Linked DNA regions of Mus musculus: region 1 is linked to region 2. The links are chromatin loops, found by intact Hi-C in ENCODE. Cell type or tissue: gastrocnemius. All regions are shown on one strand. Each heading gives the region's core, and the rest is flanking DNA. Links, peaks and the distances in the headings are about the cores only.

Evidence for each region. Peaks named below come from ENCODE experiments on the same cell type or tissue, not always from the same donor. Only the 100,000 strongest peaks of a DNase experiment are listed, where the experiment ranks them.
Region 1: it touches region 2 in a loop (1.8-fold over the local background); 8 of 42 quality-filtered maps call a loop at or near these places.

Annotation. Positions count from the first base shown.
Region 1 is chr12:102,178,199-102,187,429 of GRCm38, forward strand. The region is part of intron 2 of Slc24a4 (solute carrier family 24 (sodium/potassium/calcium exchanger), member 4); the gene reads left to right. Among named protein-coding and RNA genes, the nearest start is that of Slc24a4, 54 kb to the left of the region's middle. In gastrocnemius, for the core only: CTCF peaks have their summits at 3,825 (motif pointing left) and 7,127; DNase peaks (open chromatin) are centred at 1,736, 3,826, 4,551, 5,161 and 1 more place; H3K4me3 peaks cover 508 bases.
Region 2 is chr12:102,341,460-102,350,690 of GRCm38, forward strand. The region is part of intron 3 of Rin3 (Ras and Rab interactor 3); the gene reads left to right. Among named protein-coding and RNA genes, the nearest start is that of Rin3, 63 kb to the left of the region's middle. In gastrocnemius, for the core only: a CTCF peak has its summit at 5,251 (motif pointing left); a DNase peak (open chromatin) is centred at 5,245; H3K27ac peaks cover 2,823 bases.

The DNA of each region.
Region 1 (9,231 bases), core at 660-8,659, 160 kb before region 2:
TGCGTGTGTGGAACCTGTCACTCTCCCTCCTATTTTTTGAGACAGGGTTTCTCACTGAACCTGTAACTTGCTATGTTGGCTAAGCTAGCTGGCCAGTGAGCCCCCAGGACCCTCTTGTTTCCTCCCCCATGCTGGGATTGCAGGCCCTCATCACCATTCCTAGCTTCTGATATGGATGCCGGGCATCAAACTCAGGTCACCATCCTTGTGCACCAAGCCCTTTATCCAGCAAAGCAGCTCCCCAAGTCCATGCAGGCAAAATTCAGAATGTGCCTGGCTTGCCTCTCTTCTGGGACCTGGCTGCTCTAAGCTGCCCACAGGAGCCTGTGCAAGTTGACCAAGGCTCCCTGAACCCTCTGCTGGTGCTCGGCCAGTTCCTACCTGTCTAGCTCCTTCTGGGAGGCAACACAGGTCACCTGGCCCCAGCTGGGCCACAGATTTTTCCATTGGGGATTATATCCCAGCCCCAGGGCCAACTGTTAAAGCAGATTTAACACAGGTGCCCAGAGATTTTAGGTTCCTGGAATCAGACTCTTAAGTCAGGGGTTCCAAGTGTTCATTCCACAGTGCTTAGAGACACTTGAGGTTTCCGTGCCTGGATGTAGGCAGGGAGGCTTCGGAACAGCCTGCAAGGCACTGGTAGCTCAGACAAAGCTGTATGGCTTAGGTTATCCATAGTGCAATGGCTGGGACCCCTGATCTTTGTGAATCTGTTGCCCAGGAACCTCCCTATGAGGCTCTTACCGTGTGCACCACCTCCATATCACAGAAGCTGGGAAGGGATCAGTCCACTCCATGGATAAGGGCAGTAAAAATCCACAAGAGATGGATGACTGCCTCGTGGTAGAGGATTCAGATTTAGATCTGTTCAGGCCCTGTTGATTTAATCACCCATCGGTAAAATGAGGGAAGGACTCAGAAGGCCACGCCAGACCAAACAGGATAAAAAGATTGTTACTTAGATAAGCCTGGCTTCAGATGTGCCTTTTCTTGCCCGAAAGCTGTGTAGTGAATGCAGTGCTTGTTTGTGGTACTCCTTTGGAGCATCGTGGGGAGGCAGGTAGACTTTCGAACAGACAAATTAAACAGGTCACGCTAAGTATGAAGAACCCAAGGCAAGGGAGACCTGCCTGCTTCCTCACACTGCAGAGCAGATGCCCAACTCTGTTCTGAATTTGAAGCCAGAATCACAGGGAAGGGAGGAGGGAAGGACGTGGAACAGCCTCAGCGAAGGGATGGCTGACTGGACATCCTAGAGTACCAGGAGAGAAGCGTGGCTGTAAAGGCGAGGGGGACTTTTCCACAGAGTCTACTGTTCTGCCTAAGGAATGGGACATATGGGAAACGAGGCCAGGTTCTACTTACTAACCATCTTCCCTATGGCACAGAGGAAGAACCATAGGGCAGTTTCAGCCTGCACTTGTGGTAGAGCAGAATAGCTGTACCTAACGCCAAAGCTTTGAATGTGAGCCTTATGGGAATCCCCATTGCTGTGGCAAACAGGGGTTTCTCAGGGGACAGTTGAGCCTGGCCTTGGGACCAGGTAGGCTGGAGCCCAGCTGCTGAGGCATTTCGTCGTGTGTGAGGTCCTCCTGCAGGGTTGACATAGCAAACCAGCTTTGCATGTCCACGGTAGGAATGTGAGTAAACCATCTATGCGCTCGACGGCCAGCGTTTGGCACTGTTATGGGCAATGCAGCCAGGAGCATCCTTGCACCTGCAGTGCAAGGCATATGCATTATTGAAGGGCATATGCATAATTTCTGCCGGGTAACGGTAGGGTTTATTGGGTTGTGGCCATGCGTCTGCGTCATTCATAGACAGAGCCAAATGGTTTCCAAAGTCCGTCACTTTACGTCCCACCTGGATGTGTAGGCTCTCTGGTTGCTTCCTGTCAACCATCAACAGCTTTGTTCTTGGATCCAATACATTTAAGGTGCATTCCCTAAAGAGTCTAGGTTCTGGGTGACTTCTTAAAGAAAGTTTTACTTTATGTTTTTAATTACGTCTGTGTGGGAGTGGTATGTGCCTGTGGGTTCAGGTGCCAAAAGGTCAGAGACCCTGGAGCTAGATTAACAGGTGGTTGTGAGCTGCCTGACGTGGGTGCTGGGAACAGAACTTGGGTCCTCTGAAAGAGCAGCAGGCCATATTAACTGCTGAGCCTTCTCTCTAGCCACTAAGCGACTTTAAGAAAAAAATGCCCCCCACAGCACTGGGGTCACTTTAATTTGAGCCATTGACTTATGTGACGACAGAAGTGCTGAGAGCCAGTCCTGCCAGGCACGCTCACTGGTCCCTGTTGCCCAGCACACCGGACGCCGCTGACAAGTGCCGCTTTACTGTGAGCAAGATGGAATGTTTCATATTGACTGTGCAGTCTAAGTGTTTGCTTATCCTTAATGGGTTGAGTCCACAGCAGTTCCCGGTCCTGGGGTGGCGTTGCTGATGGGGGCTGGTGCATGAATATATCACCAGCTCTGTATACAGTCAGCATCTGCATGAAAAGAGCGGTCTGTGTGGCTTTGGGGTGCAGTGAGGCTGGGGTGAGGTTGGTGCCAAAATCATTGTGCACAGTTTCAGTCTGGAATCATAAACGCAGTCAGCCCTCTGGATCTGCGGGCTCATACCTGCAGAGTCAACCAACACTGGGTTGAAAATATTTTTTTTTAAAACACCACACGGGTACAGAATGTGCTCTGACCTTGTTTTTTATTCCCCGACAATGCAGTGCAAAGACTGCTTAGACAGCATTCAGGCTGTATCAGGAGTTGTAGGAATAAAGCACACGAAAGCTGTGCACGGGTGACACACACACACTGCTGCACTTTTGATAAAGGACTCGACTATCTGTGCAGTTTGGCGTTCCTGGGGTTGAGCATAGGCAGTTAAAAGTTGATCTGTAAAGATTACAGATGCATCTGAGTGAACTTCAGTTTCTTCTTTGATATTTTGAGGGTTTTTTCTATAGAAAGCACAGATTTTTCAACCACCAGGAAGATTAAAATTTAAAGGAAGATTCATTTTTTTCCCAGATTTGAGCGGTGGCTTGGAGGAAAAATGTATAAAAGAAAACAGTACACATACTCACAAGGGCATGAACACACAAGTGTGTGAATACACAGATGTGCTTGCGCACATGCATACACACAAAAGTGCATGTACACATATAAGCACATGTATACACACAGCTGCAAAATACAGACGTGCTTGCACACACATGCACAAATACACACACAAGAGTATGTGCACACACAAGCACATGTATACACACAGGTGAATCTATAGACACACATGCATACATATACACAATGGAAAGTGGAAAAGAACCTCCAGCTTAAAGATGAATTCACCTTACTCTGCAACCCAAAGCTGTACTTCAGGCAAATTAGTTAAGCTCTTTGAGCCTTGGTGGCCCCCTCTGCTGAGTGGAAGCAGTAATCAATACCCATAGATATTGTGAGGGTTGCACGTTTCACATATAACTACGGCTAGCACGTAACCAACCCGCCGTTTGTGTCAGCTGGCCTTTGGGATATGCCAAAGGACTATGTTAGGCTCTGCCAAGTACAGTATCATAACTGTTTAATCCCCCTCCCCACCGAGTTTCTCTGTGAGGGAAGGGCAGTCCATTGATAGAGTAGAAACCGGACACGGATTCAAGTCATCTATTCCATAGGTCATTTGATTATTAACTCCAGGACCCAGCCCCGTGACTCCAAACTGGAGAAGCTGCAGAGGAAGCTGATGGACCGAGAGGCCAGGATAGTCCTCCAGGCTGAGACTCTGACCCAGGCCTGCCTTGGACATTCTGCCCTCTGGTGGCAGATTTTGGAAGTGCAACTTTCCTATGGCGTGCAGCCTCCCAGTGGGCTCCAGAGTTCTGTTGCAGGTCAGAAACCCACATCTCTGTCTATCTCCAGTCAGGAGCAGTGAGGCTCTTGCTACTGCCTCTCAGTTCTGGCTCCTGGTCCACCTTGCCTTCCATCTACCCCTGCTGGATAAGGTGACCATGGCAGTCATAGGCTGGCTGTCACAGGGCCCAAAGCTCATTCACACCAGCAGCCTGGTCCCTGTCACTTCCATAGGTAAAGAGCTCAGGGGCAGTCAGTCCTGTTGATGGAAGGCAGAACCCCAAGACTGAAATGTGCCACATATTGGGTCCCCAACCCTGCCCCCTAGACTTATCTGGGGACCTCCTTTTCTGTACACATGTATTCATGGACCCAGAGATTGCTTAGAGAAATGAGTTTCCATGTGTGGTTGAAGTTGGGTGGGGGAGCTACACAGAATACATCAGATGGAAGACCAACATCCTTGGGTAACACTGGCACTGTGCCCCCCACCCCCCACCCCCACCCCCGTGCACATGCCTACATTGCCTATAAGGCACAAGCATGTCTCTTCTCCTCTGAAACATTCCTTCCTGGCCCACACTATCCTGGCACGGAGTGAGCGACTTGTTCCTCAGCTCTTGCTGTGTTTGGCTCTCCCTTCTCCCTCACACAGGAATCCCCTGCCCTGCACAGGTTCTTGCACGGCTACTGAAGGCCCTGGGAGGTGTGAGTGCCTAATGTGAGATTGACAGCTGCAGGCTCAGACTAAGGGCAACGTATGGCTTCCTGCTTGGACTATAAATTTGCCAAGGAAGCAATGGGCATGTCAGGTGCCTTTCTCAGCAGCTATTCCTATTCCGGCAAGGTGCCCAACACAGGAAGGGACCAGTGTTAGTGAATGAATGAATGAATGAATGAATGAACGAATGTGCAAATTATGAGAGATGCTGCTCACCCTTCAACAGCACTGGCCTCCTCTTCACACTGCCATGCTTGTGGGGTCTCTGGATCCACTTGCCTCAGAACCCTTATTATGTCGAGTGTCTCTGGTGTATAAGCCAGAATGACTTTGTAGCAAACAGCATAAAGACTTCTGGCTTGACTCAAAAGAGACATGAGCCCATCAACATGAGCAAAATGAATTTCTGATTACTGCTCAGGCGCTGTGAATATTTCTGTCTTGCCTGGTGGTTTTTTGTTTTTTTTTTTCTCCCTTAACTGAAGCATGAAATATGCTGGACAGCTCCTCAGAAGAGCTGGGCATGGGGGAAGCGGGGGGCGGTTGTGTGTGTATGTGGGGGGGTGGTGACCAATCTCTGAGGACAGAGCAATGTTGAGAATAATCCACGAGAGAAAGGAAAGGACAGGCTTGATCTGGCCGTGGTCTTGGCTCTAGCCTGTAATTCTAATTTGCTTTCGATTTCACGGCTGCATTGGTCAAGGCCAGGGGATAAAAGCCGACGGAACAGCATCAACCACATTTGTGAGCCTGTGGTTTTGAAGGGAGGTTAATGGAGAGGGGAGTTGGAAGACTTATTCTAATGTCCAAAAAACCCTCTTAGCGTGCACTGGAGGCTCCTCTGTGCCTCTGGTGTGGGGACAGAAAGGTGAGTTGGATACGAATCATGGGGCACTGGTCTACAGACTGAGATCGACAGGACCTGAGGTTCGAATAAGGGCAGTAAGTTCAGATCCTAACAGGTGGTCCTGGGTGGCTTCATGGGAGTGCTATTCTTAGGATAAGGGGGCATAGACAGTACCAGTATCAACCCCCTTAAATTAGCGCCATCCCAGGACTAGTTAGACGGGCTTATTACTGAGTGACCCCATTGACTGGACATGAAATCAGAAGAACGGTGCTTCTCGCCATTCACTCCCTACACCTCTTTCTGCACGGCCTGGCTCGGGCTGGCCACTCGCAGAGGACCAGGACTCTGAGGAAGCTCCAGGGGACACACTGCTTGTATTCAAACCATGGCTTCTCGCTTTCACTTGCTGTGTGATTTTAAACTTTGGGTCCCCCTTTTCCCTGCCTGGAATGCACTGGGGATTGTACCCAGGAAGCAAGGGAGTTCTGAGTGGTCAGAGGGCAGCTTGTGAGATTTAGAGCCCTGCCCAACAGACAGTTCACTCAGCCACAAGCCCTGGGCATCCACAACCACCCTCTCCCTTGGGACCTCAGGGGAAGCAGTGGGCCCTGTCTGGGGAGGATGAGCTAGGGTCCACCAGGATCATATCCTTTCCACCTTGGACTTTGATAAACTTTTCAGCCTCACATCCCAGTGCCTAGAACACAAGGGGAGAGGTGAAGAGGCCATATGCTGTACACTTCTTCAAGGGCCGAGCCAGGCCAGCCATCATTGGGTGGGGTAAGCCTCCAGATGGCCGCTCTCTTGACCCAAGTGGTTGGCAGCCTGCTTGCTGTTCATAGGGTGCTGGGCCCTACCCCGTTTAAGAGAGCATCTGAAGTGAGATCCCGGCTCGGATACCCTATCTTAGGCTTTATGGCTGTTTTCCAGTGTGGTTTAATGCTTTCTCTTCCATAGATGTTTCTAGCTCAGTGGAGGATATTTGGGAGGGCAGCGTGGCCTTCTGGGAGAAAGGGTGGCATGGGATGTGGCAAAGAAGCCTAAACCTAAAGTGGTGTCGGTAGGTCGAGTCTGACTCCTGTAAAGCCTCCACTGTCTCTCACCTGTAAAATGGGATGAGGACAGACCAATTCTAGTGACTGAGAGACCTAAAGGAACCAACCAACTGCAGAGAGAAAATCATGGTGTCAGAATGTTTTGGTCCACCTTGGCAGGGTGGGTGGGGTGGGCGGAGCAGGAGACCTTGGCTTGAGTTGCAGGAGTCCGGAGCACAGGTGGTTCACACCATGGCCAACCAAGGAACAGAGAGGTGGCTCATTTGCTCTTTCCCTTTCCACCCTTCAGTCTATCCAGGTCCCCAGCCTATGGGAAGATGTCAGCCATACCCAAGGTGGCTCTAGCCCTGTAATGGCCCTCTGCAGTAAGGAACTCACAGGCACACCCAGGGTGTGCCACAACCTTCTAGGTTGTTCTAAATTCAGTCAGTGGGTGTAAACCTCATGCATACTTACCTCCTGAGGCTGCTGTGCAGGACCTAACAACTGCAGAGGGCTACTCTTGACATCCCTCTAGCAGCTCCCCTGGAACATAGCTGGAAGGCCCTCAGCAGCAGGCTGTTCTGAGGCTCGGCTGGGAGCAAACGGCTCAAGCCTTTTTCCTGGGGGAAAGGTCAGTGTTTAGCCCTGTGCCCTGCAGGATCAGTCCTCAAGGAGGAGCAAGCGGGCAGTGCTCTAACCAAATAAGTATTTAAAGTCAAGCCTCCCTCCTATAGACCCAAAGGGCAATTAAGCCAGTGAATGACAGAGCAGGCCACGGGCCACAGCACGAGCCTGTTCTTCTAATGGTTCTGTGTGATGTGGCCAGTTATGTGTGTTTCTGAAGTAAGCAGATTGTCTGAGAAAAACTGGGCCCCCATGAAGGGTGACAGGACAGACTGTGGCCTGAACAGAGAGCCTATCATGTGAACCCCAAGGCTTGTTCACTCGATAGGTGGAAATTCCAGGGTATTCACAGTAGTGACACTCTGGGATAGGAAGGAGGCTCCTACAGCTATAAAACATGTTCTCCCAAGGTGGCTGTCAACCCTGGCACCCCTGAGGTCCATGCAGAGAGCCCACTGCCACCCCTTGGCTCCCATAGACCCCCTTCAACAAGCCTCCACCCTTCCCATGAGAGAAGGAAGCAACAGAGTTTAAGCAGCAGGATGTGCAGCGATCTGTCCCCAGAGAGGAGTTTTGATGTTTTTATTGCTGACATGATTTAAAATTACCAGCCAGATGTGGTGAGAAGCCACGGCAGAGTTGACTCCTGGTTTGATGTAGCAAGATAGATGTAACATACAACTTGTTTTGCTACCTCACCATGGGGTAGCCATGCCCCACCCACCTCCAAAACTCTCACATCTTCCCAAACAGAACCCCTATCTGCAGCTCTTTCTCGCTCCCCTCCCCTATGTACCTGGCAACCAATGTTTCTGTTTGCTGGGCCTGTGATTTCGAATACCCTAAGCACCTTGTGAAGATGGAACCAGGAAGTCCCCACCCTGTTGTAACTAGCTTACTTCACATAGCATAATGACTTCAGAGTTCATCCATGCTGACCCACCATCACATTCCCCTCCCTTTTTCAGGACTGAATAGTATTCTATTCTTTGCACACGGCCCATTTTATCACGTTATCAGTTCATGAACGTTTGCGTTTCCTCTACCTCTGTTGTTGTTGTGAATATTCAACTGAGTATAATCATGTTTGGATTTCTGCTCGGGTTCCTGCTTTCAGTTCTTCAGGATCTATACCTGGAAGAGGAATCGCTGCTGGACCATGTGGTGATTCTGTGCTTCATTGTTGGTAGAAATTTTATCATGGTATTAAATGGTTTATATGAAATTTAGCTGGGGTTTTCTTCCAAATAAATGGAGGGTGGGGTACAGGAGAGTTCAGCAAAGGAAGAGAGAAGGGTGTGAGAGGAGGGGGAGAGAGAGAGATCACATCAGCCATGCACTGATCATTGTCTGAGCCAGGATGGATACATGGATACATGGGTGTCCACAGGATAGTCTGTAAACTTGTAGGCACTTTTGATACTTTCTGGATACAGTGATACTTACTATCCAGCATTGCAGCCACAGTATCTCAGCACAGGAAGGATCTGTCCCTTATGCCATGTTCCAGACTGAGCTCCTGTCCCGTAGAGCAACTTCCATATGGTCACTCAAGGACCCAGGCTCCTTCCTGCTGTGGCTCAGCCTCCTTTGGTAGAATAAACATGTATGCTGCCTGACTGGTGGGTCTGGAGGGTACATGTTCTTAAACTAGTGAGAACAGGACATCTGGCCCCATGTACCAGCAAAGGGCCTGAGAAGTATACAACCTTTTTCTCACTCTGCCCTTGGAAGGGTACCGTTGTCTCTTGCCCATCTCTCCCATGGGACCCTTCCATCCACCCTGACACTGGATGCTCACAGCACACAGTGGGTACTACTGCATGAGTAACCGAGGCTTCCTGACACCTCTTCCAGCGGTGGCTGAGCTGGAATCTGAACCCAGACCCCCAGACCTCTCATCCTCTGCAAACTGCTCTCTGGATAAATTGTGCTAGGCCCTGAGGGCTGTACAGCCCAAGCTAACACGGCCGCTAGAATCCAACCCCACCCAGCTTCTCTGGCCTCCCTTCTGGCTTGTCCTGTCCCTCCCCATAACTCCTGCCTTGCTACGAAGTCAAAGACGATCACACCGAAAGTTAAGTGGAGTGATGACATGGCCTGGGACACAGGACTCCTCAGGGGCAAAGCTGCATCCTCTCTGCCTCC
Region 2 (9,231 bases), core at 726-8,725:
TCTGCATTGCTAGTTTAGGACATAGGAATCCAGACCCTCTGGGGCGAGCTCAGTTCCAAGCCTTGATATTGGGAACCCACAATATTCCATCAGCAGGCTGCTATCCAAAGCACCCCCTAGACTCCTGCTAAGTGCTTCAGGGACCCTAGCAGGTCCTCCCTTGCTTTGTGAGACTGCCCAGGCAGGCCCTGAAGCCAGCATTCCTGACCTCTGACCAGTAGGTGCCAGCAGCTCCATCTCCTAAGGCCCCCACACTCCCAGGTGAGAACAGTGACCTTATCCAGTGTGGTGGCTCTCAAGCCTTTGAAATGTGCCTGAGTTGCACTGAGATGAAGCACAAGTGCAAAGCACACTCCCAGGTCTTTCATACTTAGCGTGGGAAAGAAAAATAGCATGTATACGCGGTGATGTATCCTCTGTGATGTCTCAGCATGCTAAGATGCAGCCTTGGCACGTACTTGTAAAATCCTGAAGTTGAAGCAGTGTTCCCTAACTATCCGCGGTGAGCCCTCTGTAACACTTGGAGCTGACCTCCTATCAGGGTGGTGCCCGGGCTGCCTGCCTCCTCACTCTCCCTTCTTTTCATGTTGTGGGCAGCCACAAGCCTCCCTTGACTGGTTCAGTATAGCAGGGAGAGGGATGGTGTCCCCATGTCCACAGCTCTCTTAGCATCCCCACACTCCCACCTGCCTTCTCCCAGAAGACCTTCCATGTCTTACTCTTGATTTAGTCTTCCCTGATATGTGACAGTTTGCAAATCTTTCCAGTGCCCCCTTCTGTTTTGGCATCTGAACCTATAAATAACTCCCAGATGAAGTTCTATCTACATCATGGCAGTTTCTCCCGTGTTCCTTTTCAGACTCATGAAGCCTCCTGTTTACACTTGCTCAATAGGAAGGAACAGCTTCCAAAAACAGGAGCCTTTTATTTAAACAAGAACGGTATGAGATCAGTGCAGCTGCCCCTGTGGGGTTCAGAGAAGGTCTTTCACAAATGCAAACCTGAGAGGATGTCATAAGAACCCTCAAAGGATCCTACAGTGGGGACCCTGGGAAGAAATGAGGCCCATGCCCATGCTAATGAGTTGGGCCTCTGGCACCTATGTGATGACATCCTGTCCTAGAGAACAAGATATAAGCAGTTCCAACCCAGGGAGAGCAGGTAGCACTATTCCCAGGAAGACCTTCCCAGGTGTCTCCCAACAACAAGGGAGGAGACTGGCCTGAAGGAGAGTAGCTCTGTGCTGACACCAGGCAGGAATCACTGACTGATGTCCGGTGGGAACTCTGGTGTGTCCTCCCTGCCCCCTCTGCTCCACGCCACTGCTCTTGAGTAAAAGCCTGGTGAGCTTGCTAGTGGCCCTGTCATGGCCTGACCACACCCCTGGGCCAGCTACTGAATCTTGCTGCTTTTCCCGCTTTAGCAATGACTGGGGCATTTGGAAGGGACCTTGTTTAGAGCTCTATCTGGGTCTCCTTGTAGCTCTCCTATTAGATTCCAGCTTCAGTGCCCCAGGGCAAGCAAGGCTCATTCAGTCCCAACAATGCAGACATCCTGCTGCGGTGCTGGTTGGTGGAGAATCTGGGGCTGAGGAAGATGATCTAATAATACAAGCCAAGGAGTCGTAGATGAGGCTTGGGGTGACTGGCAAAGGCACAGGGAAGGGGGCTCCAGGATCAGCCAGACTCTAGAGGGAAAGGCATCCCCAGAATGTCCTTACTGGCCAGGCAAAAAGGCAGTCTCTGGTACATTTTGAACAGCCCCCTTTCCCAGCTGCTGGAGCCTCACTCCATATCACCTCTCCACACCCAGGTTCTCTGGGTGCTTTTTCACTCTGCCTCAGCCACTCTGGCCTCTGCTCAAGAGGAAGGAACAGCTATGACCGTGCAACTGCCCCTGTGGGGTTCAGAGATGGTCTTTCACAAATGCAAACCTGAATGACCCACAGGGCCTCCATCAGGTACTGGCTCTCACAGTACCTCACTTGCACTCTGAAAGTGAGCCTCAGAAAGGCTTTGCCTGGTCTGTGGCTAGAGGCTCTCCCTGACTGGGCTGGTGCTGTACAGTCTTGACCTATGGTGGGAGCTAGCTTTCCCAGCCTAGGTACAGACCTTTCCCCAGAGGACACAGGAGCTTCTCTGGGTGGATCTGGGGATGGTTCGTCCCTCCCTTCCCTGCTTCTGTGAGGCTGGCAGCTCTGGTCAGGCAGCACTCCCTTCAGCAGATTCCAGCCTCTACTCCAGGCTCTCGGGTGAGATAAAACTACATCACAGAAGTCTCAGTGGCAAGGGGACCTCACACTGTTGGGGCTCAGGACTCTGGTTTGTTGTTATTTTCCTCCCCTACCCCCTGTCCTACACACACACACACACACACACACACACACACACACACACACACTGCCATCTCTGAGAACAGGGGAAGCAGCTTTCATGGGTTTTACAAAATTGAACTTTGGCTGGGTCTGCAGAGAGAGACAGGTAGTTCTTCTTCCATGGCAGACACACACACACACCTCACACATATACACCTCACACACACAAAGGTCAACTGTGGTCTTCAAAATGGGGAAGGAGCCCACTCCTTGATGTTCATGGTGGGGGAGGGGGGACACTGTAGCTGGGATGATCCCTGGAAGAGGGGGAGCTTCCCTTCACTCTGGGGAGCCCTGCATACTTTACTCTCTCCCTAGTCTCCAGCCTCTTGTCACCTTCCCTTTCTGTCCTTGGGGTCTGCCATTTCCTGTCAAGGACTGAGCCAGTGAAGTAGTAACCTTTTGGGATAAGGGTGTCAAAATTTACTAGGAGTAGATAGATGTTCCAACCCTCTCTCAGTGACAAGGAACTCAGAGATTAGCTCCATGGTGTTACATAATAACATTGGTAAGGAGGTATCCTTTGGGAGATACCCAAAGTTCCCCCCAGCCAGGTGTCCCCAGCCAGGTGTCCCTAGCCAGGTGTTCCCAGCCAGGTGTTCCCAGCCAGGTGTTCCCAGCCAGGTGTCCCCAGCCAGGTGTTCCCAGCCAGGTGTCCCCAGCCAGGTGTCCCCAGCCAGGTGTCCCCAGCCAGGTGTCCCTAGCCAGGTGTTCCCAGCCAGGTGTTCCCAGCCAGGTGTTCCCAGCCAGGTGTCCCCAGCCAGGTGTTCCCAGCCAGGTGTCCCCAGCCAGGTGTCCCCAGCCAGGTGTTCCCAGCCAGGTGTCCCCAGCCAGGTGTCCCAAGCCAGGTGTCTCCAGCCAGGTGTCCCCAGCCAGGTGTCCCCAGCCAGGTGTCTCCAGCCAGGTGTCCCCAGCCAGGTGTCCCCAGCCAGGTGTCCCCAGCCAGGTGTCCCCAGCCAGGTGTCCTCAGCCAGGTGTCCCCAGCCAGGTATCATGGGGTTTTTTTCTTCTCCAAGCCTAAGAAGTTGGCCCGTGGCCTCTCCTGGGGGTGTGGCACCCAGATTGCCTGACCCCTTTCCCAACAGTTTCCTGCTGGGTCAGTCAGATCTGACCCATCAGGTGTTTGCGGTGTGCACAGAGAGGCCTGGATACATGAGAGTTAAAGCAAATGAATGTAGCTCCACCCAACCCAACTGGATTTTCAGTCATCCTTAGAGAACAAGCAGGCAGCTACATCTCGGTGTTTACCTCAGGAAGAAGTTCCAGATAGATCCCTTTGCCATGAAAAGGAAAGGTCCCTGTGTCCCTTCTGTGAGGTCTCCTGTCTGCTTCCTTATCTTTACCCTTGGTTTCTACAGGCCAGGCTGGGGAGTGTCTCTGACCAAACCCCTCGTGTGGGTGTCACAACTAAACATTCTAGTAAGAGCTATTGTTGGCAGAGTGGTAGGCGTGAGATCTCCAGCCGTGGCTATACAGAGAAACCCTGTCTTGAAAGCCACCCCCCCTCCCACCCACCCTCCCCCCCAAAAAAAAGTGCTATCTCTAGGATTAGCAGGGCTGTCTAAATGTGGAAGGTTGAGTTTCTGTTTCCTAAGTAGATGTTCACCACACACAGTAATCCTTGGCAAGGTGTATCCCCGCTTGATGTTTTTGTATAAAGTCCCCAAAGCCTGGGGTCAGGTTCGCAGACGCTCGCCCTTCACTTACTACTGAACTCAAATCTGGCCCTCGTCAGAGTCCTGTGCTTCCTTAAGGAACACATCATTAAGGACACATTTCCTTTGTTGAGTACACTTGCCCGCCACTGGGAATTTGTAGTAATTAAGACCAGGCATGATTGCAGCTAAGTTCCGCCTTCCCCCGCCGGCTACAAAAGTGGATCAGACGGCAGAGAAGACTGGGGCTTAGGTGAGAATGGGGACCCATTCAAGTCCCACAGTTACTGCCTTGGTTACTTTTCTCATCACTGTGACAAAATTCTGACAGAAATGCCACTCAGAGAAGGAAGAAGGGTTTATTTTGGCTCCTGCGTAAGCTGTGTTGGGAAGGTGTGTGAGGAACAGGAGTTGGCTAGTCCCTCTGCACCTGCACTGGGGAAGCAAGGAGAGCCCCCATACCACAGCTCAGCTCGCTTTCTCCTTTGTGTTCAGTTTGGGACCCCAGCCTATGGGATGGTTCCTCTCATGACTGGGATAGGTCTTTACAGCTCAGATACATCTCTCTGGAAACTCTCCCACAAAAAATGTCCAGAGGTGTGTCTCCTAGGTGACTCTAAATCCTGTCAAGTTGGCAGTGAAGGGCACCTCCACGTAAACTGTTTCAGGGGCAGAAGAACTGACTTAGTGGAAGTCCCTTAGACTCACTGGACTGGCACATGCTTATGCAATGCTGTTGGGTGTCTCTAAGCTTACAGACAAACAGCATTCTTCCTCTGTCCCTTCTTAAATCTTTGGGAAGGTAAGTTAGATTTTGAGTGCCTGTCTACAAGGCATGAATCTGACAAAAGGCTTATATCTAGACTTTACTCTCAAAACTCAACATCAAAAGTGAATAACCCAGTCGGGCATAGTAGTGCACACCTTTAATCCCAGCACTCGGGAGGCAGAGGCAGGTGGATTTCTGAGTTCGAGGCCAGCCTGGTCTACAAAGTGAGTTCCAGGACAGCGAGAGCTAGACAGAGAAACCCTGTCTCAAAAAACCAAAAAAAAAAAAAAAAAAAAAAAAAAAAGAATAACCCATTGGGGCTAGAGAGATGCTCAGCAGTTAAGAGTACTGCCTGCTCTTCCAAAAGACTCAAGTTTAAATCCAGTATCCTCATGACAGCTCACAACTCTCTGTAACTACAGTCCCAAGGGATCTGATGCCCTCGTCTGGCCTCCACAGGTATTACATGCTCATGGTACATAAGACATGCATGCAAGCAGGAAAACCCATACACATAAAAATAAAGGGAAAATATTTTTTTGGATACAGGGTTTCTCTGTGTGTCTTTGGCTGTCTTGGAATTCACTCTGAAGACTAGGCTAGCCTCATACTCAGATCTCCTGCTTCTGTATATTAATAGCTGTGCCTATAGGTATTTAAAGAAGTATCTATAGCTATTACGTTATTTTTTAAAAGGACAGTTCCACTTTGTCACTCTGTAACCACATGTCCTGCAAAAGGCAGAGACTACGTATGCCTGTTTTCTTGTTCACAGTAGCTCCAGCCCCAAGGACAGTGTTGGGCACAGTACCTCCAGCCCCTGGCATAAAGAGTGCTACTGTGAACATCTTTGTGTACAGGCTTCCGTGGACATATTCATGCACTGCTTGGTAATTCTGTAGATTTATGAAACTACCAAACTATTTTCCACAGTGACATCACTTTGTTCCCCTCAGCCATGTGCGATGGTTCCAATTTCTGCCTGTCCTTATTAATACTTGCTATCTGACTTTTTGACAACAGCCTTCCCAGAGAACACAAACTGTATCCTATAGTTTTGATTTGCATTTCCCTAAAGACCAGTGAGGTCGAGCATTTGTGTGTGTGTGTGTTTATTGACTGTGTGTGCCTGTATACTTTTTTCTTTTTCTTCTTTTTACAAAAATGTCTATTCAGATATTTTACTTATTTTTTTTTTATTATTTTTTAAAGACAGGGTGTTTCTCTGTGTACCCTGGCTGTCCTGGAACTCACTCTGTAGACCAGGCTGGCCTGGAACTCAGAAATCTGCCTGCCTCTGCCTCCCTAGTGCTGGAATTAAAGGCGTGCACCACTACTGCCAGGAACTTGTCTGCCTATTTTTAAATAGGTTATTCATTTAAATTTTTTTCCTCCAATTTTAGCTGGGCATGCCTTTCATCCCAGCACTCAGAAAGCATAACTATTTGGTTGCCATGGAACAGAACCAATAACAGTGTTTTATTCTAATGTTGATATTGTAAAAGCCAGGAGCTGGGCTGGTGCATCTCTACCCCCATCTCCCAGTCATACAGCCTTAATGGAGAGTGGTAAGGTAAAAGACCTCCTTCTAAGAAGTAGATTCTGATTGCTGTCACCTGAGGCCACCTCAGTACAGACTGGCTCCCGCTGGCTGGCGCTGGAGTATCACTCCATGAGGTGAGAACTCTGGAACATTCTGAACTAAGGCACTCACTGAGGGGCTCTGGAGAAGATAGACACTGACATCCAGCATGACCAGCTTGGTCTAATGTCTTGGTCAGGAGGGACAGGCTGGCAGGCTCTGTGCCACAGAAAATTGCCAAGTGCAGAAGTGGGTGCTGGGTGTCCCCAAGGCCATGTAAGGCGATGTGAGATTAAAGGTGACATGGCCTCTTGGCAGTGCTGGGGTCTGGGCATTTGTCAGTTTTGGGCAGTCTATGAGGATATACCAGATAGACTACTTTAGGAGAAATCTCTGCCAAACCCTGCTTATGGAAGCCATACTCAGGGCTAGAAAAATGGCTCCCTGGTTAAGAGTACTAGCTGCTCTTCCAGAGGACCCAGGTTCAATTCTCAGCAACCACATGGCAGCTCACAACTGTCTATACATCTAAATATGTTTAACTTAAAAAAGTCATTCTTACCCATAATAAAAAAATCTCAGCAAAACGATGCAGGAAGGCCAAACTCACTCTAGTGAACCGTCCTCATCTGTTTTAAGTAACAGTCTCATTTAAACTTCATTCGGGCATGTCTATTCACTGTGTTTGGGTATCGTATGATTGGCCATTTAAAACATATAATTCAGTGGTGTTAGTGTGTTCAGAGTTGGGCAACCGTCACACCATTTAAGAATGTTTCACCACATCTAGAGGAAACCTCATGTTGCCTAACAGCGTAAACATGCACAGTGCTGCTGAACTCTGCTAAATAAGCCGTTTATGGTTTAGCACAGAACCCCTCATTCCAACCTCCCCAACTCTACCACCTCTCCCCCACCCAGGCTCACACACACACCAGCCTAAGCAACCATCCTCTCTCAGACAGGGTATGCTCACACACCAGAAGACCCATTCTACCCTGTTCTTTGTGGACCTTGGCTATGTGTATGGCCCAGTTGTACGCTGGACACATAGGCAGGAAAGCAAGATGCCCCTGATCTCTTGCTGGTCCCCAAGATACCTGGTACCTGGCCAAGGCTCCCATAGCGCTGCCTCTGTGTGGCCCTACAGAGGCAGCGATGAGAATGAGAAAATAAACAAAGCTAGGAGTAGAGGGTAGACTGAGGGCTGAGAGCCCTGCAGGCTCAAAGGGCAGAGACAGGAGGTAGGACTGAGGAGTACACCATAGAACTGAGGGAAAAGGGTCCCCCCCACCACTTAGCCTATTGCTTCCATGCAACCATGTGTAGCATGGAATCCTCCCACTACCAACGGCCTCTCTGTTTGTCTTACCTGCTAAAACTGCCATTCAGGGCCATTACCATTATTTTGAAGTTCCCTGGGCTATCAGAAGCAGCTCCTGAGAATTGCGTTATTTCATACTTAAAAGGTGGTGTGTTCTTTCCTTCCTGTTGCAACAAAGGATTCAAACTAGATGACTTTCAGCAACAGAAACTTACTCTCTTACGGTTCTGGGGGCCAGACACCTTAAACAAAGGTGGGGTGGGGCTGGTTACTTCTGAGGCCTTAGACCCAAGTGTTTCCTGGTCTCCCAGCTCCAGGCTCCGCCCCGTCTTCACATGGTCATTCCTTCTCTGTGCCTTGGTGTTCTGTCTACTCACAAAGCCTTCTTATAGAAAGGACACCAAACATTCCAAATAAGTTCACATGCCATGTTCTAAGCATCAGGACTTTAATGCATCTTTGTGGGGGCCACAGTTCAGCCCTGGAAAATGGGTACACTTGTAACCCTGGCTTACAGTTATAGACACTAAGGCACAGACAGGCTATGTGCAACAAGCTCATAGAGACATGCTCTTGCCACAGTGATGTAATGCCAGACACACATGCAAGCCCCCAGGCAGGTACAGTACCAGATATAAGCCCTGGAACAAATGATTTCTCTCATACTTACTTCCATGTTCTACATTCCAGCAGGTTGTGGTTCAGGGCACCCTTTTTGACCTCTAGGGAGGAGGCCCATGAACATAGTTTGAAAATAATAAGAATATAGACAGGAGAGCCTCAAGATTATGAGATGGAGCCCCAGCAACATTCCCAGAGGGTGGAAATATCAGGAGCAGGATTTTTTTTAATCTCTTCATAAATACTTATATCTAACCAAACAGGAAGCCACAACCTATTTGTCATAAATAGGCAAATATTAAATTTTTAAGGTGGCCTGAGCTGTTGAGAACAGTGCTTAGGTTACAGGGTGAAGAGGAAGCAGTTGCTATATTGATCTATGTCAATCTCTGCCCTTCTTCTCCAACCTCCAAACCTGTGTAAAACTGGCCTAGGCTTCGCAAACTAGGTAGCAGGCTGGTATCACCTAGAGGACTCTATATTTAGATTGAAAGGGCTGTTCCCTTGGAGGGTGGGAGAAACTGAGGCATGGAGCAGGAAAGGGATTCTTGCAGAGCCAGGTTATCAGTTCCGGGTTCAAAGCTAAGTTTGGAAGACCACTTGGACCATATTTTGCTCCTATTGCATGGAAAAGATACAAGAACAACTCAGTTCACACGTTCATCAGCATACTGAGGCCCAGGGAAGTCCAGTGTAGACGCCTCAGTTCAGGGAACAAAATATGGTAGGCACGTGGTCGTGGGCCTGATTTAGGCATCATGGAAGCCAGTGCATACTGAGACTGTCATTTGCAATTGGCTATACATCTGTAACTACTCTCCGTTTAGAATCCTGTTCACCAAAAATGATGAATGTGTGAATGTGTATTCGTTGATATCAGCCACAGCCATTTAACCCCTGAACTCT